Regions from separate parts of the Mus musculus genome. Here region 2 is linked to region 1. Evidence: chromatin loops called from intact Hi-C (ENCODE). Cell type or tissue: left cerebral cortex. All regions are shown on one strand. Links, peaks and the distances in the headings refer to the core of each region. The heading gives the core; the rest is flanking DNA. Region 1 has its middle 38 kb from the start of Platr27. Region 2 overlaps Ctnnbl1 (catenin, beta like 1).

Region 1 (15,862 bases), core at 4,761-12,760:
TCTTGAAAGAAAGAGAGAGAGAGAGAGAGAGAGAGAGAGAGAGAGAGAGAGAGAGAGAGAGAGAAGAGAGAACTTACAGGCAGTCTGCTAGGTGACTAAGCCCAGGTATCAGAAGAAGTTGGAATCGTAAGCCCTGGGATATGTATTAAAGCTTTGCATCCTAAACCAATAGGATGTACACTTGCGGCAGGGAAGGGGGAAACAATGCTGGAAGACTGTGCCTTCTTAAAGAACTCAGCCAATGAGAACTGAAGGGGATGGAGAAGCATGATTAGGGATGTAAAACCTACTGTTCTGTGCCAAATCAGCACATCAGCCACTTTTGCCTTTTATCCAGATGATGCCCAGCTTTTAAAGAACCAAAAATAAATCTGCCTCACTTCTGCCATTCTGAGTCTCCAGCATTCTTATTATGGAATGAGGATCATTGTTTCTTACAGTTTGGGGGCTCATCTGGGATTTATGTATTTGAGACAAGAACCTCTCAGTCTCTGGAGAGTCGAAGATGACTCTGCCCCACATTTGGGCACCCACTCTGATGGATATTGGTCTTTTCCCAGCACTTCAGATAAGACCCTTGAGAAGTTTTGAGGGAAGTGAAAACTGATGCAGAGCATTTGGATAGCTTACCAGGAAAGACCTCATGCATAAACCAAGATAAGGAGGTTGGCAAGCAGCCCAGGGCCCCTTGGTGACTGGGTATTGCGGAAGGTCAGAGTGTGAATGGAGGACACAGACCCCTTTACTACAAAACGAGATGCTCTGCTTGTTGGTTCTTCATCCACTGGACACAACCTGGAGTCATCTGGGAAGAGGGAACCTCAATGCCTTCATCAGATTGGTTTGTAGGAAAGTCTGTGAGGTATTTTCTTTATTAATGATTGATGGGGGTGGTATCATCCCTAGGTGGTCCTGGATTGTACTGAAAAAAAGAACAAGCAAACTGAGCAAGCTATGGGGAACAAGCCAGTAAGCATCCTCCTCCACGGTCTCTATTCCGTTCCTGTCTCCAGGTTCCTACCCTGCTTGAGTTTCTGCCTTGATTTCTCTCACACACGGGTGATGCTATCAGAGAAGGGAGGGTGTTTGTATTATGATTGGTGGGTAATGTTTCACATTTATTCCCAGTCATAGAGTTCTGACAGGACAATTACCCAGGTCCTTCAAGGACTAACCACCCTTACCAAATAATTAGCAGGAAATCCAGGAACTGATGATCCATGTATAGACTGGCTAGAAGGGTAGCTGAGAAAACAGAAAGGGCTGATGGCTTCCATCCTAACTTACCTCATAGCTGTAATGGGAACACTGTCTGTAGTAGGATGGATGCTGAGTTATTCCTGATGTAAGGAGGTTAATGGAAAACTCACTGAAAGAGTAATCAATAAATAAATGCCTGTAACACATCAGTATAGCCTCATACTTCTAAATACTAGATCAGACCATTGGATCTGTGATAACATTAACTTTAAGAAGTTAAAATGACTCTAAAAATAAGTCTGTATGTGTAAAATTTTTAAAAAGAGGGAATTACAAGAAATAAATGGGGACCGAAGAGATGGCTCAGTGGTTAGGAGCACTGGCTGTTCATCCTGAGGACCCAGGTTCAATTCCCAGCCACCCACGTGGCAGCTCATAACTGTCTATAGATCCAATTGCAGAGGCTCTGACATCCTCACACAGACAAACATCAATGCACATGAAATGACCCTCTGAAACTTTCTTCCATAATCTGCCTTGGTCATGGTGTTTTACATGGCAATAAAAAAGTAACAAAAACAGAGCTCATCAGAAGATCACAGCTAAGCAGGGGGCACCAGAGCCCTGCCTTCCCCAGCTGACCGCTGTGCCTGCTTGTCTGGGCACTCTCAGTTCATCTCAGGGTTGAAAAGTTACATGCCATCTGTGACATGACTGAGCCCAGGTATCAGAAGAGAAGGGACTCTCCAGCTCCAGGGTATTCATACATGCATCTTGAGTTAAGAATGAGATATTGTAGAGGGGTAATGCTAGACCATAGGCAGATTGTACCTTCAGAAAGAACCCAGTCAACAAGAGCTAAAGAGGACAGAGAAAGGTAATATGAACCCACTGTTTTGGGTCAAATCAGCATGACAGCCATTTTTGCCTCTTGCCTAGGCTGACATCCAGATTTTGCAGAACCCCCAAAATAAATTGGATTTGTTTTTAAGTCTTCAGAATTCTTATTATGGAGTAAGGTTAGTCTAGGCCTCAGGTTTCTGTAGCAAGCTCTAACCTGCAGAGACCAGCTCAGTTGCTCTTCTGAGAGTCTTGAACCGTGACAGTGTACACCTGAAGCCTAGTGAGGTAGGGACCCCTCACTATTGGACCTGGCAGCTCCTTCCTGAAAAGCCTCACTTCCAAAGTTTGTCTGTTGGACCTGAGTTAGAGCACACTGTGTACCTATCTCAGAGACATTTGTTGAAAACATTAGCAGTGATTTAATGTGGCAGCTGCTGTGGACTGAACCCTCTACAACCGTGAGCCAAAATGAACCTTTCCTCCCCTATATTGTTTCCATTAGGTACTCTGCCACAGCAATAAGAAATGGAGTAAGTTAGAGAAGGAAAAAAAAAAAAAGGCATGTCTGATGCATTGGGAAACAGGGCCAGATTTAGCAGTGCACATCTGTAATCCCAGAATGCCCAAGAAGTGGGAAGCAGAGACTAGAGTCTCTCCAGGAAGCTCTCAGGCTCTCTGGGCTTCAGTACACAGTGCAGCTGCAGAAGAAAGAAGAGAGAGAGACCCTGCCTTAGCAGGTGGAGGGAGAGAGCTGACCCCTGGAAGTTCTCCCTTGAGTTCCATTTGTGTACCTGGCATGTATATGCCTGCCCCCCATCACACATGCATATTCGTGCCCACAGCCAGCCAATCAATCAATCAATTGGAGAAGAGGATGGGAGTGATGTCTTACTAAAAAAAATAATATCAAAGAAGAACTTATTTTAATTTTTAAAAAGTACGAATTCTGCAGCTGAAAAATGCTATAACTGCAATGACAGTTTCTTTCAATAATGACGGAAGGGCCATGCAGAAGATCAGGATAGAATCAAGGGGGAAGGGCACTCTAGATCAGCTGGACCTAGCAGGTGTCAGGGAAGAACTCCCTGCAGTAGCTTCCAGGTACCCAAGCAGGGCAGATGCTAGGTTAGCTCTGAAAGAAGAATCATGAACTTGCAGGAACTTAAATTCTACAAAGTGTGTCACATAACCTTACAGAAGTCAGAAATCATAATGGAAGAGAGAACGGAGATTCATAGCCATGGATTCTAAACAGAACACTGTCAACCAGCAAGCCACAGAAAAATGAAACAATGAAATAGTATCTTTTTGTTTATTTTTGAGACAGTCTTAGGTAGCCCAGGCTAGCCTTGAACTCACAATGTAGCTGACTTTCAATCTGATCCACATGCCTCCACTTTCCGAGAGCTGGGATCACAGGTGTGTGGCACCGTACCCTGGCATCGAGCTCAGGGCTTTGTGGCAGGCAAGCTCTACCACCTGAGCTGCAGCCTTCACCTCTCCAACAATCGTGTGTTCATGAGAAGAGAAACACAACAAAGCAAGCCGTGTAGGCCACTGCTATATGTACTTCCACTTCCAAAAAAGGAGGCTGGGGGCTGGAGACACCTCAGCAGTTAGGAGGGAGTGCCTTTCTCTCAGGGGATCCAAGCTCAGTGCATTAAGGGTCAGTCAAGACCCTGTTTAGTTCCCAGCATCCACATTGCTGACAAGGGTCCTTGTGCATCACTCACAGGGATGTAAAGTAGGTCAGCCTCTTGCAGAACAATCCACAGGCCTTCTGAAAGCTAGACAGAGAGTTCCCGCAAGACCCAGTGATTCTGGTCTTGAGTCCACACCCAAGGCAGAGAGAAGCAGCTTCACATAGTGTCCAGATACGTTCATAGTGGAACTGTTCGCAGTAGCCAAAAGGCTACTGCCATCTCCTCCTCTTTTTCATTGTTAATTCTAGTCATTATTTTTTGGTCATTTCGGCTAGAGGTTTGTCAAGCTTATAAGAAGCAACTTTTTGCCCGATGGGTTCTATGTAGCATTCTTTAGTCTCCATCTCATCAATTTCTACCCCAGTTTGTTGATTTCTTTTTATATATCTCAGCACTAAACCTATGAACGTTCCTCTCAGAAAGTATCTGACGGAACTAAAACTCACCATGATCCTCCTGCCTCTGCTTCCCAAGGGCTGGGATTCAAGTCAGGTGCCACCACGCCTGGCCTGGTTCTAAGAAGCTTGGCATTCCGATTTCTTCCAAGGCCCACTGAGGTCACTGGAAAGTGTTCAGTTGCTAAGGATTTGTACAGCTCCTGTGGCCTCTCTTGCTACTGATTTCTAGTTTATCCCACTATGATGTGATAAGCTGTACTATGTCGTTTTGTTCTGTGGGATGAGTGTAAAGTGTGTCCCCCAGGGTCTGGGGCTGGTGTCCTGCAGAGGGCACCATGGTAACTCACACATATTTCTCACCCTGCTTTTCCTCTGATCTTCCTGTGTCTCATCTGAACTACCCACCTAGAGGCTCCCTTTGAAAGAGTCCAGACCGAGACCCCGTGCTCTGCCTGTGCACCTGTGAATGTGGGTGCGTGAGTATGTGGGAACTAAACCACGAATGCCTGCACATTTGCACTTCTCATATTGAGAACCTGCATGTGCGCACACATGTGCTCTTGTGCAAGCTGCTAGTCTCTGGAGTACAAGCATTGGCTGCATGCTGCATGTCAGAGGCTGAGCATGTTAGTATTCTGTCTAGACTCCACTCCCATAGTTACCTGGCAACAGCAAGGTAGGCCTGGCCCACTATAAAAGGGGCTGCTTGGCCCCTCCTTTTTCTCTTACTCTCTCTTGCTCTCTTGTTCTCTTGTCTCTCCCTTGTCTCTTGCCCCCTTGCTCCCCCCTTTCCCCGCTCTCTCTCCACATGGTCATGGCTGGTCTCTACTTTTCTACTCTCTCCTTCTCTTTGCCTTTCTCTGCTTCTACTACTCTCTTAACTTCCCTCCCCATGTCCTGAATAAACTTTATTCTATACTATACCGTCGTGTGGCTGGTCTCTCAGGGGGAAGGAATGTCTCAGAGGGAAGTATTCTACCAACGGAGCCATAGCCTTAGTCCGATGCACTGTGACCTTTGTGAATGTGTTGGTGGTAGTCTCTGACTCTAAGGGACAGATAGGCCACCAACTGTCCTCTGCCTCTTGGGTTCATTTTCTCATCTATAGGATGAGAAACACCAAGGGCTGGGATAATGGCTGTCTTAGCAAGCTTGGCAGTGGGTAACCCTAGGACAGTGGCACCCCCCCACACCCCCATAGAACACATTCTTATAGCTCTTTATCTTTTTATGATCACAACAGAGCATATATCTACACTTGTTATATGGGCATAGGTGGCTCTCAGGTCTGCTTAAGGTTTACTTGGGAAGGAGCTGAGGTCACTGAGGTCAGAGATCCTTACAGAGGCCCTCCACGGCCCTCTGATGATTAAAAGTCTCCCGTCAGGTGGTGCCTGAGGAGATGGGCAGGTGTACAGTGTAGTGACAACCTGCGGTCCGCCCCCTTTTCCTTGTTGATGCCTCTGTGGAGACAGTCTGGTCTCAGATGAGTATATTCCCTGAAGAGAGGCAGCCAGAGCAGCTGTCAGCATTGCTGAGATGGTGAACGGCTGTGGTACCTGTCAGCAGCCACTGCATAGCTGTCTTGGTGACAGGTGCCAGCGGCAGGAGGAGAAATCAGCTCTTCTTGGGCTCTGGGTTCTTGTACCAATGCTGCCTATTGATCTGCCTACATGGAAGGGTGAGCAGGGCCCTGTGCATTTGAGAGCAGGGCCTAGCCCCTGGGTTTGTTTCACTAGATTTAATTCTGGTCGTATTGTCTACGGGACATCTGTCTGTTCCTTGTTGGAGACCTACAGACTGCTTGGCCTGCTTGGGTTCTCTGGTCCTGCAGCCAAGTGTTGGCACTGCCTCGTCCACTGGCTCACTGGTGAGCTCGCTATTTCCAGAGCCTGGGCCTAGGCTTCAGGCCTCCTGCCCTACTTCACCCAGGAGGTCGTTTCATTTCCCTCCCTCCCCACAGGGCTTCTATCACGTACATTGTTCCCATGAGGGAGAATTGGACCCTTTTCCTCTCAACTCGGATGTCTGTAGCCTGAAGAGGGAGATCTGGTGGGCTTTAAGACCCAGGGGCACCAGGGTCAGAGTTAGACAGTACAGGATCTGGATCCTAGGAAGGGGACTCTGTAGTTGTTAAAATTAGATTCCAGCTGGTGATTGGAAGTGAAGCTTAAAAAGCAGAGGCTAGGGTGGGTCTGCCTGCCTCCCGAGGTAAAGGGCCAGCTACCACGGAACAGACTGCCAGAGTGCTGGTGCCCCAGGAAGAGAGCACAAAAGTCAGGACATGGTGGCAGTCCAGCAGGAGCTGGATCGGACTCATCCTTCTTACCAAACCCCTAGTCCCAAATAAACCAGAGCCTCTGGATCTGGGTTCGAAATTTAACTTAATATGCTGTGTGACCAAGCATGTCACCTCACCCTCTCTGAACCTCAATACCCATCATTCTTTTTTTTTTTTTTTTTTAAACAGGGTTTCTCTGCATGGCCCTGGCTGTCCTGGAACTCACTCTGTAGACCAAGCTGGCCTCGAACTCAGAAATCCACCTGCCTCTGCCTCCCAATTGCTGGGATTAAAGACCTGTATCACCACTGCCCGGCTAGTACCCATCATTCTTATACGAGAACCACAGTAGTCACTTTAAGGGTGGGGGATACTCTTGGGGAGAGCCTAGACAGAGTGGGGACCCAGCAAGAAGCAGTTTCCACCTTGGGGGAAAGAAAGCCATCACTGTGCCCAATGGGGCTGCCTGAGACCTGGGAAGCAGAAGCACGGCCTAGTTCCCTGGGCTGGTGGCTGAGGACTCTTGCTGATCCCTGGTTACTATGCATTAATCTCTGTAAAGGGCCCTGCCACGGGGTCTGGAGCACAGTGAATGTCACACATCTGGAATGATGCTCACACTGAGGCAACATCTGGGCATTCACTGTGTCAGGTTTCAAGTCAGCTACCCAGGGCCTTGAGAAATGGTAAAGCTGGGCACATCTAGATCCCTGAGAATCTAGAGCCCAATCTAGGGTGGCAGAGGGGAGACACAAAAGCACCCACAACACAAGACAAGGTCAGGTGGAGACCCGCAGAGAGGTTTCTGAATGGCAGGAGGATGCCAGGGAGTGTAGTAAAGATGAGCTGATCTGTAGGCATTGCCTGTGCCTGGGCACCCTGTCTTACTCATATAGTCTCATTTAAAGCTCAAAACAGCAGTTACAGGGACTTCTTGTGGGCAAGTAGACCTTGCCACCAGACAGAAGAACTGGTCAGGCTGAGTGGCCCCAAGCCCCCTGAAACTCAGAACTGAGAATGGTAGGAGTGGGGCCAACTCCATGCCAAACTCTACGTGCTCTGGGACACATAACCACGACAACCCACTGAGATGACCATGACAATCAGCCATGTGGGGGAAAACATCTGAAGTCCTTCCCCATGCAGGTTAGCATCATTAGCATCTCAGTTTGAGCCAATAGGAAACCCCTACCCCTGGATCCCACCCTGCTCCTCAGTGTTTATAAAGTCCCTGTACACATGGAATAGAGCGCACAGGCTATTTCACCGAGAATCATCTGAGAGCGACTGATTTACTGAGCTGTGACACTTGGGGAAAAGGTTTTCTTCCCAGAAGCATTCATCGCTGGTCCTTGTACCCTCCTGACAGGCTGGACTCATGCTCCTGCTGCCTCTGTTGTCACTGCCTGCTGCCACCGGCAGCTGCCCTGCCCCAGCTGCTGGTATTGACGCTGCCACGGTGCAGGCCAGATCTGGGACCTCAGGTACCTGCCCCGCGTAGGCTTCCCTTCTGAGAGCTGTCACACTGTGTCCGTCTCTGGCTGGACCACAGGGTTCTGCAGAGGATGACAACTTCTAGTCCCATTTTACAGATGCAGAAACTGAGCCCAGAGAGGTCGTGTGATGGCTGATGGCAACCTTCATTGTCAGCTTGATAGGATTTAGAGTCACCATGGCAATAAATCTGCAGGAACGACTCTCAGGAACTTTCTAGACTGTCTTAACAGAGGTGAGAAGACCCACCCTAAACACGCACCGCACCGTTCTACGGCTAGGAGCCTCGATTAAGTGAAAAGACAAAGTAAATAGAGAACCAGCATTCATCTCTCGCGTCTTCCTGCAGATGCAATGGCCACCTCATTCCCAGGGCAAGCCTTCCAGGCCGCGACAGGATGGGGAATGGAAAGATGCAGCAGGGAGCCTGACCAGGAGATGGCGCCAGTGTTGCTGACTTTGAATGACAAACGAGACGGACAAAGTGGCCAGGCTTCTGCTGGATTAGAAACAGACCGCTCAGCATGAGAAATAGCCAGGGCTAGAGCCATTAGCCTTATCAAAAAGCTGATTGCTCTTAGCAAAGTATTTAATACGGTTTCCTGCTATTAGGGCCCAAACCTGGACTAGCAAGATATTAATTCTGCAGATAATCATTGAGAGGGGAGGACCATATTTTAATATATGGCAACAGGCAAGCTATTGTCATTTTTCCCTTCTATCTTGATTGCCGGCTACCCAATTAGAACTGGCTTTCGATGCCCCTTCCTGGAGGGACGGAGATAAGGCTTAATGTCCTCGAACAAGATCTATCGGCTGCGACGAGAGGCCCATAAATATTAATAAATCTATAATTAGTCCTGTGGAAAGGGGTATCCATCCATGAGGCAGTTCCACCCATCGATGCCAAGAAACCACTTTTGCTGGGAAAGCATGACTTTTCTCTCCCAAATGCCAGGCTCTTTGTTCCAGAAGGAAGCAGCCCTTAGATGGTCCAGATCCTGATGTGTTTGCTTTGAGACAGACCCTCAAGAACAGCCAGGATTTCTGCAGTGGTCTCCAGGGAGGGAGGCTTAGCCTAGGTGGTTATAGGAGAAGGTTGGGGGCCCAGAAACATTTTCTCACATTATTTTAATTTTTAAAAACCTTCTTATTGATTCTTTGTGAAGTTCACTTTATGCACCCCAATCTCACTCATTTCCCCATCCCTTCATATCTACCCTCTGCCCTTGCAACCCAAAAGAAATTTCTTTTTCTTTTTTTCTTTTTTTTCTTCTTTTTCTTTTTTGGTTTTCTGAGACAGGGTTTCTCTGTATAGCCCTGGCTGTCCTGAAACTCACTTTGTAGACCAGGCTGGCCTCGAACTCAGAAATCCGCCTGCCCTCTGCCTCCCGAGTGCTGGGATTAAAGGCGTGTGCCTAAAAATTTTTTTAAAAAGTAAAAGAAGCAACAACCAAAAGCATCTCTCTGTAGAAGCCGCAGGGTGTCCCACAGTACACCTTTTATCCAAATATCATTACTTGCAAATGTTCATTGCAATGAGTCTTTGGTCTGGCTCAAGGCCTCTGGCTTCTGCTAGTCTATCAGTAGTGGATGCTCACGGACTCCTCTCAGATATTCTGTTCTTGCCCTGTGTCATGGAGATTCTGCAACTTTGGATCTGCAGGACCAGCCCCTTCATGAGCTCCAGCAGTTCATAGATGGAGTAGATGTTGGGGTGGGCCCTGGATCAAAGCTCCCCAGTGCTGCACCCATCGAGGGGCATTGGCCTGCCCATGCAACCACCTGGCTAGTGAGGGGTGGAGCCAACTCTGCTCAGCGTCCCACACCCCTCGTACATCTACATGGCCCAGGGGCGGCAACCCAGACCAGGACTATGCACTCGGCCTTTGATGGTAACATGGACCACAGATGTTGACACAGACCCTTGCTGCTGCAGGGCAATGGACCCAGACATGGCTCTTGGTAGCACCATGGGCAGCGACTTCACTGTGGCCTCAGATGACAACACAGGCTGCTCCCTTCAGGCTGTTCCTCAGCACCCTCATGTCTCCAGTTCTGCCTCTCCTCATGGTGCTCAGACCCCTCTGCTTCTCTCTCTCCCATCTCTCTACCACTTGCGAACTGCAGTGGCTCTCTCTCTCTTTTTTTTTTTTTTAAAAAGATTTATTTATTTATTTATTATATGTAAGTACACTGTAGCTGTCTTCAGAGACTCCAGAAGAGGGCATCAGATTTCATTACGGATGGTTGTGAGCCACCATGTGGTTACTGGGATTTGAACTCAGGACCTTCAGAAGAACAGTCAGCGCTCTTAACCACTGAGCCATCTCGCCAGCCCTGCAGTGGCTCTTATAGTGGATGGGCCTCTGGGTGTCTTCTGCCCCACCCCCCATGTGGTGGTAGACAGGTTCCTTCATTATTTTAATTTTTTGTTTGTTTGTTTGTTTTTCGAGACAGGGTTTCTCTTTATAGCTCTGGCTGTCCTGGAGCTCACTTTGTAGACCAGGCTGGCCTCGAACTCAGAAATCCGCCTGCCTCTGCCTCCCGAGTGCTGGGATTAAAGGCGTGCACCACCACACCCGGCTATTATTTTAATTTTTAACTGAAACTATTTTGAGTTATTTCATTTAAAGTTACCTGAAAGAGCATATAAAATCTGAGAGGCCAGTGGACTAGTGAAGGGGTTTAAAGTTACCCGCAAATAGGAATACAGATTGTTGGTTTAAATATTTGTGTGTGTAGCCAGGCACGTTGGAGCATGCCTTTAGTCCTAGCGCTTGAGAGGCAGGGACAGGAGGAAACCCTGGTCCTCAAAACCAGCATGGTCTATACAGAGAATTCCAGGCCAGTCAGGGCTACACTGTAAGATGCTGGTCCATCACCCTTCCCAAATTATGTGTATATGTGATGTACATGTGTGTTAATGTATGTGCACTGATGTGTGCATAGGTATGTGTGTGTATGTATATGTGTTAGAGACTGACATCTGACATACCTTCCTATATCACAGTCCATATTATTCTGGAGACAGGGCCTCTCACTGAACCGGGGGCTCACCTACTCAGCTAGACTTGCTGGCCAATTAATGATGTTCAAGTGTCTTCCAATCTCACCTCCCCAGTTCTGGGCTCAGCTTTTCTGGGTGCTGGGGACCTGAACTCAGGTCCTCATGCTTGTGTGGTCGGCGCTTTCCTCACTGATCCACCTCCCCAGCACTACTGTGAGATGTTTTTATTATTGTGATTATTGCTTTGTTTGGGATAGGAATGTTGGCCCAAGGCCCACATGTGGGATGCCTGGTATGTTGGTCAGGGTTCTCTAGAGCAGCAGAACTTATAGAATGAGTCAGTCTCTCTCATATATATATATATATATATATATATATATGCATGGGATTTGTTAAAATGAGATGACTTTACAGGCTATGGTCTAGCTAATCCAGCAGTCACTGGTTATGAATGGAAAGTCCAAGTGTCCAGTCATTGCTCAGTCTGCTTGGCTGGGTGTCTTAACTGGTCTACATGGCTCGGTGTCTTAGCTGGTCTTCAGTATTCACTGGAATCCTGAAGAAGTCGTCTCTAAGGCCAGTGAAGGAATGGACTTGTCAGTAAGGTGAGAGTGAGCAGGCACAGAGCAAAAGCTTCCTGCCTTGATGTCATTATATAGCTTCCAGCAGAAAGCGCGGCCCAGGTTAGAAGTGGGATTTCTCAACTGGAAAGATCTGGATTAAAGGTGTGCCTTACCTCAAAGATCTGGATTAGAAGTAGATCTTTCCATTTCAAATTAAGCAAAAATCTCTCACAAGTGTGTCCTCCATTTTGGAATTTTAGTTAATTCCAGATGTAGTTAAGTGGACAACCAAGAATAACCATCTCACCTCATCTCCAGCCTTGGATGCTGTTGGGAAGTTCTGGACCTTTAAGAGGTGGGGCCTCAAGGGTAGCCGCTGGAGTGCCAATGAAGATAGCTGGGGAGACAGACTCTCTCTCTCTCTCTTTTTTTTCCTACCTCATCCTGACTAGGTGCTGCCTCCCGAGATGCCTGAAGATAATGAGTCTGTGGTTATTGACCACAGCCTTTTTAACTAGGAACCAAAATAACCCTTCCTCTTCATAAATGCTCTCAGGCACCAACCCAGTGACAGGAGCTAACCAAAACTAGCACACATCAAGTGAAATACACACCTCCTCACACGTTCAGCTCCACAGCTTCTGACACCCTGGAGACCATCACCAGGGAGAGGGGCACTCTTCCTACCAGACCAGAAACTCCTGGGACCTGCCCAGTCTGCATCACCATGGCGTCTACTCTTCTGTCCTCCAGAGCTACAGATGCCATCTGCCTGCCTTTGTGCCCCGTAGACGTAGACTCAGAATGAACTTGTGGCTCTGCCCCCCATCATTCCTCATTATGTCCTAACACTATGGCGTCCATTTTAGAGCAAATGCTCTTTTTCTTTCTTATGGTGAGAGTAACACTAGTCATGGTAGAAATGACTTAGAGCACAAATGAACAGAAAGGGGTGGACATTGCCTTTGCACCTGTGCCTCATCTTATATATTTTAAAAGGACTGAGTTTACTAATAAGTGTGTGAGTATGAACATGCACACGTGAGTGCAGGCACCCTGGGGACAGGAGAGAGCATTGGATCTCCTGGAGCTGGAGTTACACGAGCAGTTGGGAGTCACCCAAAAGGGGCGCTGGGAACCAAACTCAGGTCCTCTGCAAAAGCAGTATGTGTCCTTAAATGAGAGCCACCTCTCCAGCCCCCTGCACCTGAGTGGTGCCAAGCCTCTCCATATTAAATTTGTGTTTGTTTGTTTTTGAGACAGGGTTTCTCTGTGTAGCCCTGACTGTCCTGGAACTGGCTCTACAGACCAGGCTGGCCTCACATTCAAAGATCCACCTGCCTCTGCCTCTTGAGCGGTGGAATTAAAGGCGTGCACCACCACCTGGCTCACATTAAATTTTTAATTAATTAATTAATTTTTAAGTAGATGGGCAGCTTAGGGAAGGTTGGAAATGAAACTTGGTTACAATTGGTAGAAGCCTGACCTAAACCGGGAGTGGTGGCACATGCCTTTAATCCCAGCACTAGGGAGGCAGAGGCAGGCGGATTTCTGAGTTCGAGGCCAGCCTGGTCTACAAAGTGAGTGCCAGGACAGCCACGGCTATACAGAGAGGCAGGCAGATTTCTGAGTTCGAGGCCAGCCTGGTCTACAAAGTGAGTGCCAGGACAGCCAGGGCTACACAGAGAAACCCTGTCTCCAAAAACCAAAAAAAAAAAGAGAGATTTAATCTGTTGATTCAAGTACCAGTTCTTTTCACCGGCTGTCTCTACAGTCGCTATAGCAACCTCAGGACTGGCTTACTAGGGTTCCATGGACTTCCTTGGACTACTTGCTATGGCTAGGCTGACAGAGAACTCTGACTGGGCAACCCCTGAGTTGGCTGAGACAGCATGGGTATTTCCACCCCGTTTCATAGTCAGAAAATCAAGAGGGAACGGCTCCCCAAAGCACCAGACAAAAGAAGGCCTAGGGGTCTGTTCTAAGAGGAGCCTGTCCTGCCCATGAAGACAGCCAGCAAGACTAAAAAGGGAAGGGATGTGGTGTGTCTGCTCTGTAGGGCAGGCCACACCTCCAGCAGGGCAGGCCACACCTCCAGCAGGGCAGGCCACACCTCCAGCAGGGCAGGCCACACCTCCTGTCCTTTCTTACTCAGTCACCGCCTCCATTCCTCTTTTGTGCACGCCTAACCCCATACTTTTTCAAGGTCTAAAAGACTTTAGGACCCAGGAAATGAGACATGATACAGAGAAGACAAACCTCAACAATCTAGTCAAAACAAGCAGCCTGAGAGCTCCCAGGTATACCAAGCCAGCCTCCTGCTGGCTCCCTGGCATCCAATCCACGACTGGACACAGAGATAGTGACGTCAGATGCTGTTTAAATGGATGGCTGGCGCCTTTACCGAGCTGACCTAGTCCTCTGGATGTCTGTATCTTTGCTGTCACCTTCGAGGGTATTATTTTGATTCCTGTTGTGACAGATGTGCTTCTATTTGTCACAATTCATTTACTATCCAGTGTCTTGGGTGCCCAGGAGATAGAAACTCCCTCTCACTCAGAATGTAGGCTCGAGTGTGTGGAGAAACTGAGGCACTCGTATAAATGGAGCAGGGTGTGCACTGGGATTTGATGGGAGGCCCTCTGGCTCTTCAACTGGAAAGAGTCAAGAATTGTGGGAAGGCGTAGCCTGAGCTCTCAAGCAAGCCAGTCTGAAGGAAATGGAGTCAGTGTTTCTCGGAGCCCTTAATGGTCTCATCCCGTACATGTGGGCAGGCTGCCTCAGCCTGGCTCTACCTCTCTCCAAGCCTTCTTAGCTCTCTCGGCTGGTGCTGTGACTGACACAGTAATTGGTGTGTAGGCTGTGGGCTAATTGAAGTGGGCTGTGGATTGTCGTGGGCTGTAGCAGCCCTGGAGGAGGTGTGGATTATGGTGGGCTGTAGCAGCCCTGGAGGAGGTGGGGATGAGGCCATGGGCTTGGTCCCCTCCCAGGTTGTGGTGGGATGGTACGGCCATATGGAAGAATCTCAAGAACTAGGAAGGACCTTTGGGCTCCCTAAGGGGATGGGGTACAGAGGGTAGGCTGAGAGTCTCTCCTAAACCAGTGGAACCCCTGCTGGTGCCGGAGCTCCTGGAGAGGGAGGGGAAGTAGTGCCCCTATTTGTCCTTGTCACTTACAGGGCCTGAGGGTCTTGGCAAATAAATTCTCTATTTGGAGCCTGGTTCAGGTTCCTTGATTCTTTCGTTCATTCCTTCCAAGTTCAAAGCCAGATTATGGCATTCGTGCCTTCTGGGTTTGAGATTGGAGTGTTGTGGGAATAAGATAAAGTCTGGATGTCTAAAAGCTAAGGGCCAGAGGGAGACACCCAAATCTCTCACAAAAGGGTGGGGGCAGTGGGAAGGGAGCTAAGAGCAGTGGGAGCAGGCTGTCCCCGTGTGAGGAGGGCAGGAAAGTGGGCAGGTACCATGCTTAGCCTGTACAGGCCTGGCACACTGAGCCAGGGCAGGCATAGGCAGGTCTAACCCTTCACCACCTCTGCCTTCCCTACCTGGATGGTATACAGAAGGCTGTTCCAGCCTCGGGTTTGAGCCACCACCAGAGGTGATAGTCTTCTGCACAGCAGGAGGACACAGGTCAGGCCATGGACAAGGAAGTAGACCCTGCTGGTGACAGGTACGAGAAGGACAGGGCATGTCCTACAGGGACAGCAGCATATAATCCCTACTACCTTGCAGTGTAGCACAGAGAAGGGTCTGGCCTGGCACACAAGAGGTGGCTTGAACCCACCTTAGCTCAAATGCAATTTGTGGAGAAGGACAGGCAGGGCAGCAGCTCTGCTTTGTTAGGAGACTAGCCCCAGAAGCTGTGGCCACGGCGGTGAGTACAGTTGTCTCTCCTAGCTGGCCATGCACAGAGTTAAGGGGTTTGCAGTCAGCTAAAGGAAGTGAAGGGAGTGTGGCTCGGATCCAGGGCAGATGTCAACCACCTCAGCTTGGTCTTCAGATGATACCAAACAGACAAATGGAGATGCTAAGAAAACACAGGCAGGACCCCAGCTGCAAACACAGATCTTGTTATGGTCCAAACCCAGGTCGCTGATGAAGGGGGATCAGAGCCCAAAACAGAAACAAATTAGGGTGCAGTGTTGTTCCTCAAGGTCAAAGCAATTTTCCCAGTGATGACGCTGGACCAGAAACTGCCTTTGCTAGGAGCTCAGAGCAGCAGAATTGGGTGATGAGGAGAGATGCGTGTGGCTTCCAGGGACCCGGATTTCCAGATTCACTCTCTTTTGCTTGAAAATTAGTCTAAGAAAGTTACAGAAGTCACTCACACACACATACACACACACACACACACACACACACACACAC
Region 2 (15,862 bases), core at 5,003-13,002, 160 kb after region 1:
CCATGGTGATCTTCCCCAATGCCGCACCCGCTTATCTGTGATCTGTAATGGAAATTCTTCAGGAAACGGTTGTTAACGATTTACTGTTGTACAGCTGTAACTGCCCGCAACACCTTACCATGAATAAACAATTTCATGGCTGTCATGACTTCAATTTTTAATCTTTTTTTAACTCTTCATTTATCACGCAGGACCATACATGGCTGGTGTGTTCCCACCAAGCACAGGTCATCTCTGCTTTGTCCTTCTCTGAGGAAACATAAATGATGGGGATTTTAATTGGATCTGAGTCTGGTTTGTTGTAACCTTAAGAGGCAGTGGATGGGAGGCAACAGCTTGTGCCTCGTCCTTCAGTCCTTTCAACCGTGAGAAGCTGCTGAACAGTTGATCCTGGCTCTCCGCACCACTGCCGCTGCTGAGGGCTCGTCAGCTGTCTCGCTGTCCCCCAGAGGCTGGGTTATGGGCTGGATGCAGAGTAGAACTCTGGTCTGTGAGGAGAGGGGGAGGGGACCCACCTTACATTGCATTAAATGTGTTTAGAAGAAGCACAAGGTAGAACCAAACAGCTGCTGCCCTCTCAAAATATCTTATTTTTAAATAATATCCTATAACTTAATGATTTGAGCATTTTTAGATTGCCAACAACACCTTCACCCCACTTTATTGGGTGTGAACTGTTTGGAGCATTGCTATAGAAAAATAGAAGCCCACAAGAAAACATAGAGAATCATCTAACCTGGGCCCATAGTGGCCCACAGAGACTGAACCACCAACAGAGAGCACTCATGGGATGGAGCAGGCTCTGTATCTGACTCTGTGGCCCACCTTTGGATTACTTTCCCCTTGCAATGCTAGCCACAGTAGGAGGAGATGCCTTTTGTCCTACTGCAGCTTGGCCTGCCAAGGTGGGTTGATAGCCATGGGAGGCCTCCCTTTTTCTGAGACTTCTTCAGAAGAGAAAAGTCTGCGGGGGGGTGGGGGGGGTGGGGGGGCAGTGAGGGAGACAGGGAGACACTGCAGTTGGGATGTAAAGTAAATAAATTAATTTTTAAAAGTAAAAGCAAAGATGTGAAAGATAGTTTTCTAAGATATTACTAGCCACAGTTTGTTTCTGGCCCAGTGTTTTCTTAATTTATTTGAAGAAAGGAAGAGGAATACCTCAAGGAGAGAGTACAGTAGTGAAATTACCACAGATGGTAGCTGGCCACCCCTTCTGTGACAAACTTCTAAAACAGTCCTCATAGCAACAAGATTGTAAGCATCCTGTTACTATGTCATTTGCCATGCTCTTGACTGAGTGTCCGGTCTATGTGACATAGCTGAAGTCATTGTGGTAGATTTGACTCCTCTCGGGCTCTTCCATTATATGCTGTTGTACACTACGAAGAAGCAAGGGACAGCCCCAGTAGCTAAGAGCAAAGCACCGAGATTACTGCCTGGTGCATATTGGGAGGCCCCCTTGTAGCCATACTCTCAGGAAATGCCCTTGGAGCTCTAAGGAGGGCAGTGTCCTCCCTGGCTTGGGGCCAGTCAGGAGCTGAGGGTTAGAGTTAGGAAGCTTCAGATGGATGCAAGCGAAGGAGGGCGGTGCAGGTTTGTCAGTGCTCTACTGTCTCCCGGGCAACTGTGCTGCCAACCTGTACTCATCCGGATGTGTCCTGATAACTGACACTAGATTTCTTAATCTAGAAAGAGGAAGGAAGGTAACCGTGCCTGCTGCTCTGCAGCAAGGGATCAGGCCGTCCAACCAGAATGTATCCCTTCTGCCCCCTCCCCTGCACTTGTGATGCAGAAAGAGAGAGTTGTGATGGTTAGCTGGATGTGCAGGAAGGGAGAAATTGGTCCATATTTCCCTGGTGGCAATGGGACAGCTCCTTCTTGTGCGGACCAGCTTTAGGGAGTGATGGTTACCACTGTTGTCTAAGATAGCTCTTGGCACAGACTTTAGCAAGCTGGAGAACTTGTAGAGTTGCCCTTGCTGTGTTATAAAGAATTACGGTGGGAATTTGGAAAAAGAGCAGACTTGTTTTTCTTAGACCAACAGGGATCAATTGAACTTGAGCAGTTTGGTCTGGGAGTGCTAAAGTGGAACCAACTGACTGAGACATCATATTATCCCAGAGAGTGTGCACTGTAGTCTAGGGTGCCTTGTGTTATAAACCCAGCATTAATGAGCAAGAACAGGGCTGGGAAGGCTTAAGCTGCCGAGGGGCCTTCTTTCTAATTGGACTGGGAGGGAGCCGGTTCCTGCTAGCTGCTCTCCGGCAAGCCCTGTCTAACAAGACGTGCATATCTTGAGCTGTTGGCTTTTTAGGAGCCAGTCTCAATCTGATATTTCCAGACTCAAAACCACAACAGAAAAAAATTGTCTTATTTTCTTCACGTGTCACACAGCTTCCCAGATAATGCCTCCTGAGCCGCCACCCTTGGTTTTGGAGTCAGGTGATATGTTGTAAAGAACATGTCTAGATTAGGCTTACAAATAACAAGCTAAAGTGACAGGCTAGGAAAGTAGAGCCATCTTACCGTAACTCTTGATCTTGCTTGTAGCTGTGAGGAAGCCCTGTCTTCCAAGGCTACAGAGGGTGTGGCCTGCACTGGACACTTCCTCTGTGGCATGTCAGTCGGTGCCTATGGGTGTGAGTAGGCACCCAGTGTTGACAGAGTATGTGCTCTCCATAGCATTTGATTTAGGGTCAATATAACTAGAAGAATCCAGATCCTGTCTGGGCAACATTGTGCTACTATTTTCAAAGAGGAAAACCATATTGTCTGTTTTTTAAATTCATCTGCATTAATTCAGCTATATCTAATCACTACCCGACCCACAAAGAAAAACGGAAGTATTTTTGTTAAAGAGAGCCACATTCGCTGTGTTAAATCACACATATCCTTCGAATCTATTCTGGCTTGTCTTCTTTAAATGACTTTTAAGAAGCCATCTGTTTGGTGCTCCTTATTCTTCTTCCTCCTCTCTTTTAACCAAATATCTACAGCCAAACCACACAACAGAAGGAAGCAGCACCCTTGTCCAAAAACCTCTGTGTGAGGGGCTGTTCATGCCCCACTGGTCTTTTCCACTTCGCTGTATTGCCCCGGGAGTGGGCAGATACAGGGGGAACAAGTGGGGTGGCCCTTTTATTCAACATGACAAAATAGACTCTTAAACCAAACCAAACTGTGTTTTAGTCATCCCCAGAAAGACAGGCTCTCTGTCTTCCTGTTATGCTTAGATGGGCAAGCTTTTACCTTGTGCAGTTGCGATTACCTGCAGTGGAGAAGCCTGTCTCCATGCCCAGTGCCTGCCTATGGAAGAGGCTCCTTGTCTGTCCATCTTTAGTCCTGGTCCGTCCTTGTTCCTATTTCTGGTCTTCAAATGACCTTCCTTCTTGTGGTCATATTATTTTCCCTAGGAGTTGATGGTCATAATTATGGTCTCTTTATTGGCTTCCGAAATGCTATTTTGGGAAAGTTGAGGGTTTATATAAAATCAGTGGGGGATCAGATAAGATGTTTGTTAGACCTAGTGAATAGCTTATTCTCAAATTAGGCAGGAAAGTAAGCCAGGAAAAGAGTCTACTAGAGCATTATATGAAACGACTTTTCTTGGTAGAAAGAAAGACATTGGGTTCCCATATAAAGCTACTTACATTATCAATTTTCTAACTTAAATCCTATAACTGATGTGAAACATTGGCACACGCTGTGAGACTAAACAAAGATAAGTAAGATCTGCCCTAAAGAGATTGCTCTGGGCTCTTGTATATAAAAACTTTAGTTTTAACTTACACGACCTTGGAAGGTCTGCCTCTTTTCTTTCTTACACCATACAGGGACATCAGTTGGGCATAGATGATCACCCAGATTTTACAGGTAAGGAAGCAAAGACATAAAGAAGTAGAGGGGCTTGCGCAAGGTTATATGGCTGTTGTTGATTATCAGACCGTCCTACTCATCAAAGCAAAGATGAGCATGTTATGACCCCTGACCTCAGATTTTTGCTGATCCATCCATCACCCAGCCAGGTACAATAAACCCATCACTAAGTTGAACTATTTAAAGACAAAAATGTTGTGTAGAACTTCTAGGCTACCACATGTATTCTAGCAAGAGCATACAGGTGGAATATGGGCATCACTCTCATGATCTGATGCCAGCTGGAAGTTACAGCTCATGGCTCTGCCCAGCATGGAGCAGAATAGTGTACTGCCTATTAATAGTGTGGAGAAGATCAAATCCCAAAGTCTAAATGTATTTTCTGCTGAACATATCCTTTCACACCTTGGTAAAGTCAACAAATTGAAAATCAAATAAACCATCATGAGTTGGTGGTTGTCTTGAGTCTATTTTATGATTAATTATACATACTAATTAATAAGTAATCATTCCTGCTGCCATTCAAGGGATAGAATGATACTACTTATTGTACCTGGTTCATATCCTTTCCTATATACAAGCAACTATGGTAGATGAATGATGGGGTGGGGTCAGTGGGTGGATGCAGAGATTGTCTGCTGGGTACATAGAGCAGTCATTGGACAGATGGAGGCTCTGTGGGTGGATAGGAAAACCAGTGGACAGGTGGAGAGATGGGAAGGGAGGGAGGGAGGGAGGAGTGGGTTGGTGTATGGATCGAGGGATGGGTGGATGGGTCAGTAGATAGATGGAGGTGTGGGTAGATGATAAATGAAGGGGTAGGTGGGCTATTGGAAGAAGGGAGGGAGAAAAGGATGGGTTGTGGATGGATAGAGGGATAGACGAATGGGTGTGTGGGTAGATAAATGTTAATAGAATGTTGCTGTGCATATTAAGTAAGCATGGTGATGGGTTATCACACCTAAGACCTTTTCGAGAGTTTAAATGTGGGAGTTCCTTAGATGAGGAGTTATTAACTTTTTTTTTTTTTTTGGTTTCAAGGTGTTTATTGTAGAAAGGCAGAGAGAAAGAGTAGAGAAACAGAGGGCGGCCGTGGCCATGTGGAGAGAAGGGAAGAGGGAGCGAGAGGGCTAGAGAGGAAGCAAGAGAGGCAAGAGTGAGTTATTAACATTTTATCCTTTAGCCTAAGACTTTTAATAATTTATGGTAGAAATAAATACTGGGGCGTTCTTTCCTGTGATTGCAGTAATTCCCTTAAACCAGAATTTACCCGAGTCTGCTGTGCTTGAGCCATGCATCAGTGTGAAAGGTGTGGCGCGGTGTTACGGCTGGATTAGGGATTATGACCTGGAATGCTCCCTTGGCTCTTGTGATGTGGATGTACTGGGGCATATAAAGTTTGCAAGTCCAATGGGCCTCTCTTTCCAGTGATGGCCGACTTTATGATGGAGATTGTTTTGGCTTTCATGGAGAACAAACCTGCTTGCAGGGTAGCACTGGGGTTTCTAGGCATTAATTTGTTAGCTCTTTAAAAGTTTAATGAAAATGACGTGTGTATTAGGATTTACTGTATATCAAGTATGACCCATGGTCTTTTATGTCAACAGCTTTCTGGTTACCTCATTTATAAAATGTGAAAGATTTTTGTCCAAAGACCTTTAAGCTCATTATCCTGTCTGTAGCACTTTTGCAGTTTGGGTAAATATCACCTTTAAGAGTAAAAGAGACATAAAAAGTGTAATTACTTATTCATGATAGCCATCTAGTCAGTAAACCTCCTTTTTTTTTTTTTTTTTTTCCAGCAAAAGCTGTCCATAAAATCCCTAGGCCATCAGTTAGCAGCAGCATTTCTGCCATTCTTGTCAGTATGTCCTGCCTCTTCTGTTTTTCTTTCTGTTGCAATGAGACTGTCCTGGCTTGATCTTGTCTCCAATTCTACACTCCCTGTGTGTCGCAGCTTTGGAGTGAGTCCCACTTCCCCACCAGCTATGCACCCTGACCCCAGCTCTCGCAGCATATCATGTCCGCATGAGCCCTAGCTTGCCTCTTCAGTTTGTTTTCTTTCTCTTTTAAAAAAATTGTGCTGTGGTAGCACACATCTTTAATCCCAGCACTCTCCCAGACAGTAGAGAGGCAGGTGGATCTCTGTGAGTTCAAGGCCAGCCCAATCCACAGAAAGTTCCAGGACAGCCAAGGCTACACAAAGAAACTCTATCTTGAGAAAGCAAACAAAAAAATGGTTTTTTATTTTATTTATCATATTCGTGTGTGTGTGTGTGTGTGTGTGTGTGTGTGCGCGCCTGTGCATGCATTCATGGAGACCACAGAAGGATTTGGGGTGTCCTGCTCTATTCCTCTCCCCTTGTTCCTGAGATACAGGGCTTTTACTGAAGCTTGAGCTAAGCTGATGGCTACATGCCCCATGAGCCTCCTGTCTCCCTTCCACCCCAACACCTGGCTTTTTATGTCTGTACCAGGACCTGAACTCAGATCCTTGCGATTGCGCAGAGACTCCTCTTACCCATCTGGCTGCCCTCTCCAGCCCACTTGTGCAGCCTTTTTTCTTCACCAAATTAGAACTTGCCCCCTAGTCCTCCACTCTCCCCTTCGTGTTTTGGTGAAGTCCAGCATCTGTGCTTTTGATCCTGTAGTTTTGCTCCCTAGCTTACGTGGACCCGTGTTCCTCATTGCCTGGTTTCTGGCCGGTGTCCTTTCAGGAAGCCATTCCCAAGCTCCTCACTCAGGTCATACGTAGAGTTCCCGGTCCGTGTCCTTGTTTGATACATGAGACTAAAATGTCTGATTATCGTTCCACAGAGGCAGAGACCGACAACCAGAGCCATGAATGGGTTTGTCTTTGGCACTCTGCGGTGCTTTTTAACCATGGGCATTCAGTAAATGCAGGTTATGTGAGGGAGAAGAGAGACAGACAGAGACAAGTTCGGCTTTCTAGGGAAAGAAAGCTTAGTTCTGCCTTCTAGTTTCAAAATCACTCTTTTCTCCCACTTCTTGTTTTCTTTTGCTTAAACTTCACACTCCTTTTCCTCTTTTTTCCCATGATTTGATTCCATTGTACACATTAAAAACAATTATTTAATTAGGCCTTTGGGGTAGGGGGTGCATGTGTGCAGTGCCTGTGGAAGCCAGAAATGCACTGGACCCCCTGGAGCAGCTGGAGTTACAGGGAGTTATGAGCTACTTGATGTAGGTGCTGGGAACTAATCTTGGGTCCTGTGCAAAAACAATATGTACTTCTAATTGTAAGTACACTCCTAACGCTTACACCCCTAACACATGTACTCCTAACACACATATTCCTAACACTTACACTCATAACACACTCCTAACACCTATACACCCTAAGCACTTAAACTCCTAACACACACTTAACACTTACTGTCTTTCCAGCCCCATTGTTCACCTTCTTTGTATGGATCAAGGGAGTATGGCTGGGGCTCAGCGCTGCCCTGTGGAAACTCTTTCCTTTCCAGTGCCCAGCATTTCATCCTGCTCTGGTCTCTGACGACCCCCTGGTAGGCACACTTACTTTTCCTGCCTTTGCTGGTGAGCTGTGCCAGGCAGGTCCAATCATGCTGCATTTTGAGAGTTGAAGTTATGAGATAAGGATAAAGAGCTAGAAATGCAGCGTCCCCAGATTTAAAGCTTGGAAATTATGAAAACATAGTAGACCTGCAAACTAAGCTGTAAGTGAGTCAGTTCAGCTGCATTCACTGAGACCCACTGATGGAGGAAAGACCTGCGGGTGTTACAGATATACAGTGATGGTGGCCAGTGTACCCAAGGGGAGCCAAAAACTGAGCAAGATGTCAGCAGGGCCTCAATGTGCATGGACTATCCTTAACAACGCTCATCACATGTGTCCATAGCTGTGGTCGATCTCCTCCAGGAGCTGACAGACATAGACACCCTCCACGAGAGTGAAGAAGGAGCAGAAGTTCTCATCGACGCCCTGGTAAGTAGCTCGCACTTCAGGTTGTGTGGGATTGTGACGTGTTGGCCTTGGCCTTGCCACTCTGCTCAGGGGGCATCCGTAGAATGCTGGTTGGAGCTGGATGGAGGTGGTGCAGAAATGCAGCTGGTGGGCCGAGTTCTTCTGTGGGACTGTGAGGGAGGAGGCGAGAGGAACCCAGTGCCTACTAACCAAGTGCTCTTGGCAGGACTTTTCTCCTTCCCTAGCTCTGCTTATTCCTCCCCACATCCTCCTGGAAGCGGGGGCACAGGAGAGGCGGAACAGCATCTCTGTAGTCTCTCTTCTCTCTGATTCTGTGTCTTTCCCTCACTCGCTGGTTGCTACTAACCTTTTGATAGAGGGATCTCACAGATGTTTGCTTTCTGTCTTGAGCTTTATAATTGCAGCGAGGATGGACACTGTTACTTACTGTACACAAGATGGGTCGTCAGGGAGACAGGGAGTGTTAGAAATGAAGAGCAAACCTGAGATTTCTCTTTTTTTGGTTTGTTTTGTTTTTTTTTAGTATAGAATACAATAGAATTTATTCAGGGCATGGGGAGGGGAGTTAAGAGGGTAGCAGAGGCAGAAAAAGGCAGAGAGAAGGAGAGAGTAGAGAAATGGGGGCCTACCATTGCCATGTGGGGGTTGGGGGGAATTGCTGAGATCTCATGTAGGTGAGAACTGCATCCCATGCTGAGTTAGTTAGTTTGTTATAGGGTCTCACTATGTAATTCGGGCTAGCCTGGAACTTGATTTGTAGACTAGGCTGGCCTCAAAATCTCAGAGATCTGAACTCACAGATCTCTGTCTGCCTTTGCTTTCTCTGTGTTTGAATTAAAGATTTGCATCGCCATATGTGTGAAGCCAAGGCCAAGCCTCAGACATCACTCACTTCCTCAGCGGTTACCCAGGGTGCACCAAGGCAACCCCTGTTCACCAGGTCCCAGCTTGACATATGAGAAAGCCCAGAGACACATGGACTCCTCCTGCTGGGCCCCTCAGCCTGGCCTGTGTCCACTGAAGCAAAAACTTGCTTGCATGCTCTGATCCCTACCTGATGAGGGAGGCCTCCAGTCTGAAGAGGCACTACAGCTAGCCAGTGGGGGAGGCAGATTTGGTCTAGCCTCTTCCCCTAATTTTGATGGCAGTTCATTCTGCTCACTGCTAGGGACTCTGGGCTTCCCTTTCCTTTTGCCCTCTTCTGCCTCTTCTCTCTGATAAGAATGGTGGCAAGTGTTGCTTTCTGAGAAGTCTGTAATTTCTCAGAAGCCACTGCAGCCATTCATGATAGGCTCATTAAGCTGCCTTCTGGTCCCACCCACAGACCTAGGGAATCAAGGTAACTGGACTGGGAACTCCAGTGCCTGGGAGACGCCTCTGCAGTACGGCCTGCCACTAAGGTTCTCAGCACCAGATCTTCCCCACACTGAGCTCACTGCTGATGTGGTATAAGTGGAGGGGTTGGGAACCCTTTGGAGATGAAGGACTGTCTCTGAGCCCGGCTGAAGTCCAGCAGGACCCGTGATGCTAGTGTGAAATTTCTATAGCTGGTTTCCTTTCAGGCTCCTTCCTAGAGTGAGCTGCCACTTTCATGGGCTTTGAGACCTTTATTTTTCCTTAGAACCACTGTACAGACAGGGAAGGATTCTGCCAGGGCAGCCTTTGTTTTGAGGAGCATTTGTCGCAAGGCTGTGGCACCCCCTCCTGCACTGTCTCTCCACAGTGTCATTTGTGCAGTCTTACCTTCCAGAGGTTAATTACGGTGGGCCCTGTGTGCGCCTTCCTGCCTAGTCCCTGGGCTGGTTTTAATTACCGTCCTTTGCCTGTGTGAATGGAGAAGATGAGAGGGGAACAGCCAGCCAGGCGGCTGCTGTGAACCTACATAGAAGCAGCAGCTCGCACAAAGCCCCCTTTGTGTCTCCGTGTTGCCAAGCCCACCAACAAAGGCTGCATCTTGCAGATTTTATTGTCTGTCTGGAAGGGAGCAGTTCCTCCTCAGTCTTGGGAGCCATTAGGTAGCTGCTGTGCAGGATTTCCTGTTTGTTTGGGGTTTTTTATGATTATATTATTTTAAGATTTTGGCTCTTACGGCTTTATCCTGGTGGGGCTTTTGTGAATCACAGACACTGCATTCTGGAGTCCAGTATGTTATTTGCTTGTCTGCTACCACTCAGAAGTCGTCGGTAAATATCAGTGGGCAGAGCTGGAGAGGAGGCTTCTGTTTATCTCGCCCTCGTGCCACATTGAGGAAGAAGTTTGATAAGTATTCTCATATTACAAGGGTTGAGTTGTCTTCATAGTTTTAATTTGGGGCCAATATTGGAAGCCTGGACTCGCTGGAGCAGAGGCTAGAGGGCATGTGGCAGGATTTATTATGGCGTACAGTTTGCAGTTATTGCCTTGGTCTTTTTCCCAGTTGGAAGTCCCAGCAATAGAGTAGCACATTTGTGAGCAAAGTGCTGTCCTGGCAGTCTTGGGAATCTTTGGGGTTTTAAATTTTGGATCACATTCATTGCTGTTCTGTATACACAAAGGGAGTATTTGTGCTTTGGAACAAATCAATTTAGGAGCCTGGAAGATGGACTTCTCTGGAGATCATAGATGTGAGGTTTATTGCGCTGGTGAGAACTCCCTGGCTCACCCCTCCACAGCCATGTGGCTCCTGAGTGCAGTGACCAGACAGTGGATGGCCTGCAGTGAGTGCCTCCCTGAGCTTTCTGGGACCCTTATATCTTCCTGTCAAGCCTCCCCCAGCCTCAGCTCAGTCTTTGAAGCTTTTCCATATCATCTCCCCAGCAGAGACCTGGGAACTTGACACATTGCATTATAGCTTCTGTGGGCCAGTTTGTCTTTCCCAAGTTGTGGTCCCACTGGGGGACTGGTCAGGCCTGCAGCTCTGCCACTCACTGTGTGCCCTGTGAAGGTTACTTTCCCTTCCGTGTTGTGTTTCACATGTTTGTCACACAGTGCACCTGTGAGGCATCAGTACGTATTTAGAGATCTTTAGGGCACCCACTACTTGCTGGCTGTTTTCCAGAACTGGTGGAGATCCAGCAGTTTGTAAATGTCAGGTGATGGTGAGAAGTGTCATCTACCACATGGTGACATGTTTGTGGATGTTTGTTGAACAGTTTTCAGTTTGAAAATGTTTCAGAAAGCATTTTCAGTAATTATTTTTAAATATTTGGATGACTTGGGTCTAAATAAGACATCCAAAGATGGAGGCTTTGTTTAAAGAAAACAGCAATGAGGATACAGGAGGCCAGGAGGTTGAGAAGGCAGGCTCTGTGGGATGAAGAGTAGGGCTGGTCAGATCTGGGGCCAAGCCAACAGAATTTCAGATTGTGCGGAGGAGTCATACAGAGCAGGGTAAAGAGCCGCTGAGGCGTGAAGCTGCCTGAGCCCCGCATCTTCTGTAGACTGGAGCAAGTGTACCTTGCTGTAGAGAACCTGGGGACCCTTCCACACCCATCCTTGCCCTCAGGCAGCCCTTCTCAGATGCCCAGTCCTGAGCGCAGGCCATGGTCTGCCTTGGTCTGATGTGCTGCTTGCTTTGTGCTGCTCAGGTGCAGCCACGCTGAGGGTCTCCTGACGCTTGTCACCGTGTCAGCCTCTGCTTCCTGGCCTTCTTGCTTCCATTCGTGTTCTCTCCTTTATCTCTGTCGCAAAGCAGAACTCACCAGGTCTTCATTCGCTTGATGCTCACTGCGTGCTGACTTCCTCTTGGTCCTAGAAACTGGCTGCTTGTAGCTCTCAGTATGGCTGATAGGGTCTCTGCTCTCAGGGGGTGAAACAAGATGGTCATGCAGAGGATGAAAATGGAATGGCTGAGTGTGTGGGGGTCTGGTTAGACCTGGTTCTCTAAAAAGGCCTTGTCTTAGTCAGGGTTTCTATTCCTGCATGAACATCATGATCAAGAAGCAAGTTGGGGAGGAAAGGGTTTATTCAGCTCACATTTTCCACATTGCTGTTCATCACCAAAGGAAGTCAGAACTGGAACTCAAGCAGGTCAGGAAGCAGGAGCTGATGCAGAGGCCATGGAGGGATGTTCCTTACTGGCTTGCTTCCCCTGGCTTGCTCAGCTTGCTTTCTTTTAGAACCCAAGACTACCAGCCCAGGGATTGAACCACCCACAATGGGACCCTCCCCCCTTGATCACTAATTGAGAAAATGCCATACCTGGATCTCATGGAGGCATTTCCTCACCTGAAGCTCCTTTTTCTGTGATAACTCCAGCTTGTGTCAAGTTGACACAAAATCAACCAGTACAGGCCTGAGTTCTGGGTACAAGAAGAAGCCAGCCATTCAAAATGGCCAAGAGCAGGGTAGGACAGGGAAGAGACCAAGGTGAGAATGAGCTTGGCACCAGGGAGAATGAGAGGAGCCACTTGGTGTGGGGAGTGGTTCTGCGTCCTATAGGCCTCTGTGAAATCGTCTGCATGGGCAGACATTAGGCATGGGATTGGCAAGTGTCTGTCTAGATGTTTAGAACAACCGACAGGCAGCTGTGGGTGGGGAGTGGGAGGGCAGGAATGGAGGCACATATCTCAAGAGGTGACTGTAGGCTTGCTTTTAGTATTATGACTTTCAAAACTTATTTGATCAAGATCCCTTCCACATGTTTGGGGGTTATTTTATTATTTTTTTAAACATGACATTTCTGAAACGCGTTGTGGGTGGAAGAACTCCAATCTAGCTCTTGAGTGTCATGGAGTGGGCCAGGTAGAAAAGGAATCCTCTTCAGACCCTCTCATCTGCCTGTTTCCCTCTTTCCTCCTTTTCTCTTATATCCTTCTTCTTTGGTCAAGTGGAAAAAGATGTCTGATCATGCCCTCAAACCTCCTCATAGTGAGACCTGCTGTTTGGGGACCTGCTAACAAGCAGAAATAACCAGAGACTTATCAGAAACTGCCAGGCCTCAGAGAGACCTCATTTCCAAGGCCAGGGCTGCTCTGGCTGGTGCTTTAATCCCCACGCAGGATTTGTTTTTAGTTTCAGACTTGGTCACAGATCCAGAAAATTGAAGGTAGGCTGGAGGCTGGAGGAAGTAGGCAGAATGCTAATTTGCACTCCTTACCAGCCGACTCCAGAGCCATGCATAATACAAATACTTTCCTAAGGGTTTTCTGAGCTAAATGTATTTTGACTGCTCTCGGCCCTCCTGCAATCAGATAAAATTGTATCTAACCCAACTAAACATTGAGTTTCACACTTTGCAAGCTTAAAAAGTCTGCCTGTTGGAAGTTAGATTTCTGTAACAAGAAAAAAGACTTTCCTCCAGCCAGACACCCACCAACCATATCCACTTGGCTCTAGGATCTAAGTGCTGCTCACCGCCACTGTCCTGCCAGTTTCTAGACAGCAGAGATGGCAAACATAACTAAGAATCAGGGAAAGAGACAAATAATGCAAATAAATAATGCTGCCATCCATCGCAGCAGAAGCCGGCCATGCCGTCTTGTTTGTAGCAGTGACAAGCCATTGCTGCCAAGCAGAGCTGTGACGTTTGCCACTTCTGAATTGGGGGAGATAGGGGAGTTAGTTAGGGTGGTTTAGAAAAAACTAAGTTGTGGATGCTCTGTGCCCCCAGATGTTTTCTGCTTTCTTTGCCATGCATAAATGATTCAGTTTATTAAGGGAAACACTTTAATGTTCTTACTGGCTGTGAGACTTGAGAGCACGATTGTGTATCCCTGGGAGAAGAGGGAGAGCAGCTCATTTTCTGCTGCAGCCCTTCCAGCTCTGGCACCAGCTCCTCTCCAGTGGCTCCGTCCCCATTCCTTCCCCAAGGCATAAGGGAGAGCTCAGAAAGCGTCACTGACTAGCAACTGGGTGTGCAGACAGGCCACAAATTTCAGATTTTCTTCATGTCCAGATGTTGCCCCTGAGTCTCAGAAAGTCCCAGAAAGAGCAGGGGCTGTATTTGTCTTCTCCTCCCTGTCATCCTTAGGCTCTGTCCAACCAGGTCTGTAGAGTGCAGCTCACTGGGCTCTTCCTCCTCCTGTCTGTCTTTCTGTTCTCTGCTCACTGCTGTCCCAGCTCTATGGCTCTGGCCAGGCTGCCTAACCTCCCTGAGCCTTTGTTGTGTGCTCTGTGAGTGAGAGCTGTGAGCTTTATGCCAGGGTAGATGCAACACTGACTGAGAGCACACAGTGACTGCATAAGTTTATTTGGTAAGGTTAGTTTCTCAGGTATCTGTTTGGGCAGAGTTGTTCAAGATCTTAAAGTGAGCCAGGGTCCGTGAAGTAAGGGGCTTGCTAGCAAAGAACTTGGCTTTTTCTTCCCCAGCGAGGTAAATGGCATGGAGTGAGAACAAAACTCGATGCAAACTTGATTGTGGGCATTTTGAGTTGTTCCTTTAGCCAAAAGTAGTGCCCCCTCCCCCCATTTTCCTGCGATTGCTGTAGGATTCTTCTTTATCCTCACTTCCTGTGTAAGGCAAGCAAGGCAGTGGGAAGGGGAAGGGAGGCTGTACCCAGCTCTCCAGTCTTCCTAGATGCCTGATCACAGCTGTCTTAGCTAAAGAGTCTCTTCTCCAGGAGAGAAAACCAGGGCTGCCTTCCCTCCTTCCTTCCCTGCATGCCCTGGGGTTGCCCACAGGCAGTCCCCCAGAACCTGTTGTACAGATGGCAGTGTAAAGGAGGAAAGGCTCTCTTCAAGATTCTAGAAGGAATCCTGACTTTGGTATCGCTCCTTGGCAGATGTGTGTATTCTGTAGCTACTGTGGGTTTCCTACCGACCTCAAAAGGTGACTCAAGTAAGAGCTGGAAGTATGTTTTACCCAATGCCTCATGCCCTGTTTTTCCATCATGTGTAGGTACTGCTGAGGCAGAGCTTGGGGAAGGAGAGGTGGGATGATGACCATGAGAACCTTGCATTCACCAGCTTTGTAACCCTGCCTTTTCCTTTGTGCCACTCATCTCTGGCTTGCCCAGCCGGGGTCAGGACTAACTTGGGGTTAGGAAGCCATTAAGACCCCTTCCTTGCCTCGGAGTGCCTTGAAGAGGCCATGGGTTGAGAGAGCACTGCAGGCTGCCAGTTCTGCACTCAGTTTGCTCATTTGAATGGAGAGCTGTGACTAGGGGAATGGGGACATTTGGGGATTGACCTGTGATGTGTTCTTCTCTTCCTTTGCTTCCTATTCCCGCAGGTGGACGGGCAGGTGGCCGCATTGTTGGTGCAGAATCTGGAGCGCCTGGATGAGTCTGTGAGGGAGGAGGCTGATGGCGTCCACAACACCCTAGGTGAGGGGCTGGCACCAATTAACAACCAAATGGGTTTTGGTTTTTTTTTTTCCCCTATACTCCAAAGCTGCCTTTTAAAAATGAAGACCCATGTGTGCATTTCATGTAACTACAGCTTTGATTTGGTATATAGGCAATAAAAGCTGAAATCCACTAAGTAGGTACCCATCCAAGAGAAAATATAAAATATGCTGGCTCCTAAATTTTATTTTAAGATTTTACTGTTTCTAATTATGTATATATGTATGTTGGGGAGTGTTTGCACATCATTGTGGAGGCCAGGAGATCCTTGTTGGATTTCCTGTGCTAGAGTTAAAAGTGGTAGACCCTCTGATATAGGTGCTGGAAAGCAAACCCAGATCTTTGCAAGAGCAATATGAACACCTCTCCTTAGCAGCCTTTGCCTCCAAAAGTTAAGATGAAATCCTTGTGGGGCCCTTTCTGCCCTAGGAAGCAAAGTTTTAAATTTGTGGGTGATCTCGTGTCAGCTTCCCTCACCCACTTCCTTCAGTGGAGCTGCAGGTGTTTGCACATCTGTGGACATTACAAAAAGGTATTTGCATTGAAAGAGCCAGTGTTTCCTTGTCTTTGGTACAGACGGCTTGGCTAAGTGAGTTAAAATACTTCCAGCGACTCTGCTGCCCGAGTCCCATTCATTTCAGTGCATTCTTCTACAGTCCTTTCCTTCTCCCTCAAATCTCTCCAGCTTCTCCCTTCGCACAGTTGCCATATTTAAAGTCATGCCTTTGGGCAGGCCGCTTCCTCCCTG

What was found. Hi-C counts contacts between places; a loop is a spot of excess contacts. Peaks named below come from ENCODE experiments on the same cell type or tissue, not always from the same donor. Only the 100,000 strongest peaks of a DNase experiment are listed, where the experiment ranks them.
Region 2: it touches region 1 in a loop (2.2-fold over the local background); 2 of 42 quality-filtered maps call a loop at or near these places.

The regions. Positions count from the first base shown.
Region 1 is chr2:157,627,494-157,643,355 of GRCm38, forward strand. No RefSeq gene overlaps it. Among named protein-coding and RNA genes, the nearest start is that of Platr27, 38 kb to the left of the region's middle. In left cerebral cortex, for the core only: a CTCF peak has its summit at 8,356 (motif pointing right); a DNase peak (open chromatin) is centred at 8,361.
Region 2 is chr2:157,791,676-157,807,537 of GRCm38, forward strand. It overlaps Ctnnbl1 (catenin, beta like 1), which reads left to right. Exons shown (of 16, transcript NM_025680.4): 5 at 7,752-7,849; 6 at 15,000-15,093. Among named protein-coding and RNA genes, the nearest start is that of Ctnnbl1, 62 kb to the left of the region's middle. In left cerebral cortex, for the core only: a CTCF peak has its summit at 9,902; DNase peaks (open chromatin) are centred at 8,035, 9,797, 11,232 and 12,994; H3K27ac peaks cover 2,885 bases.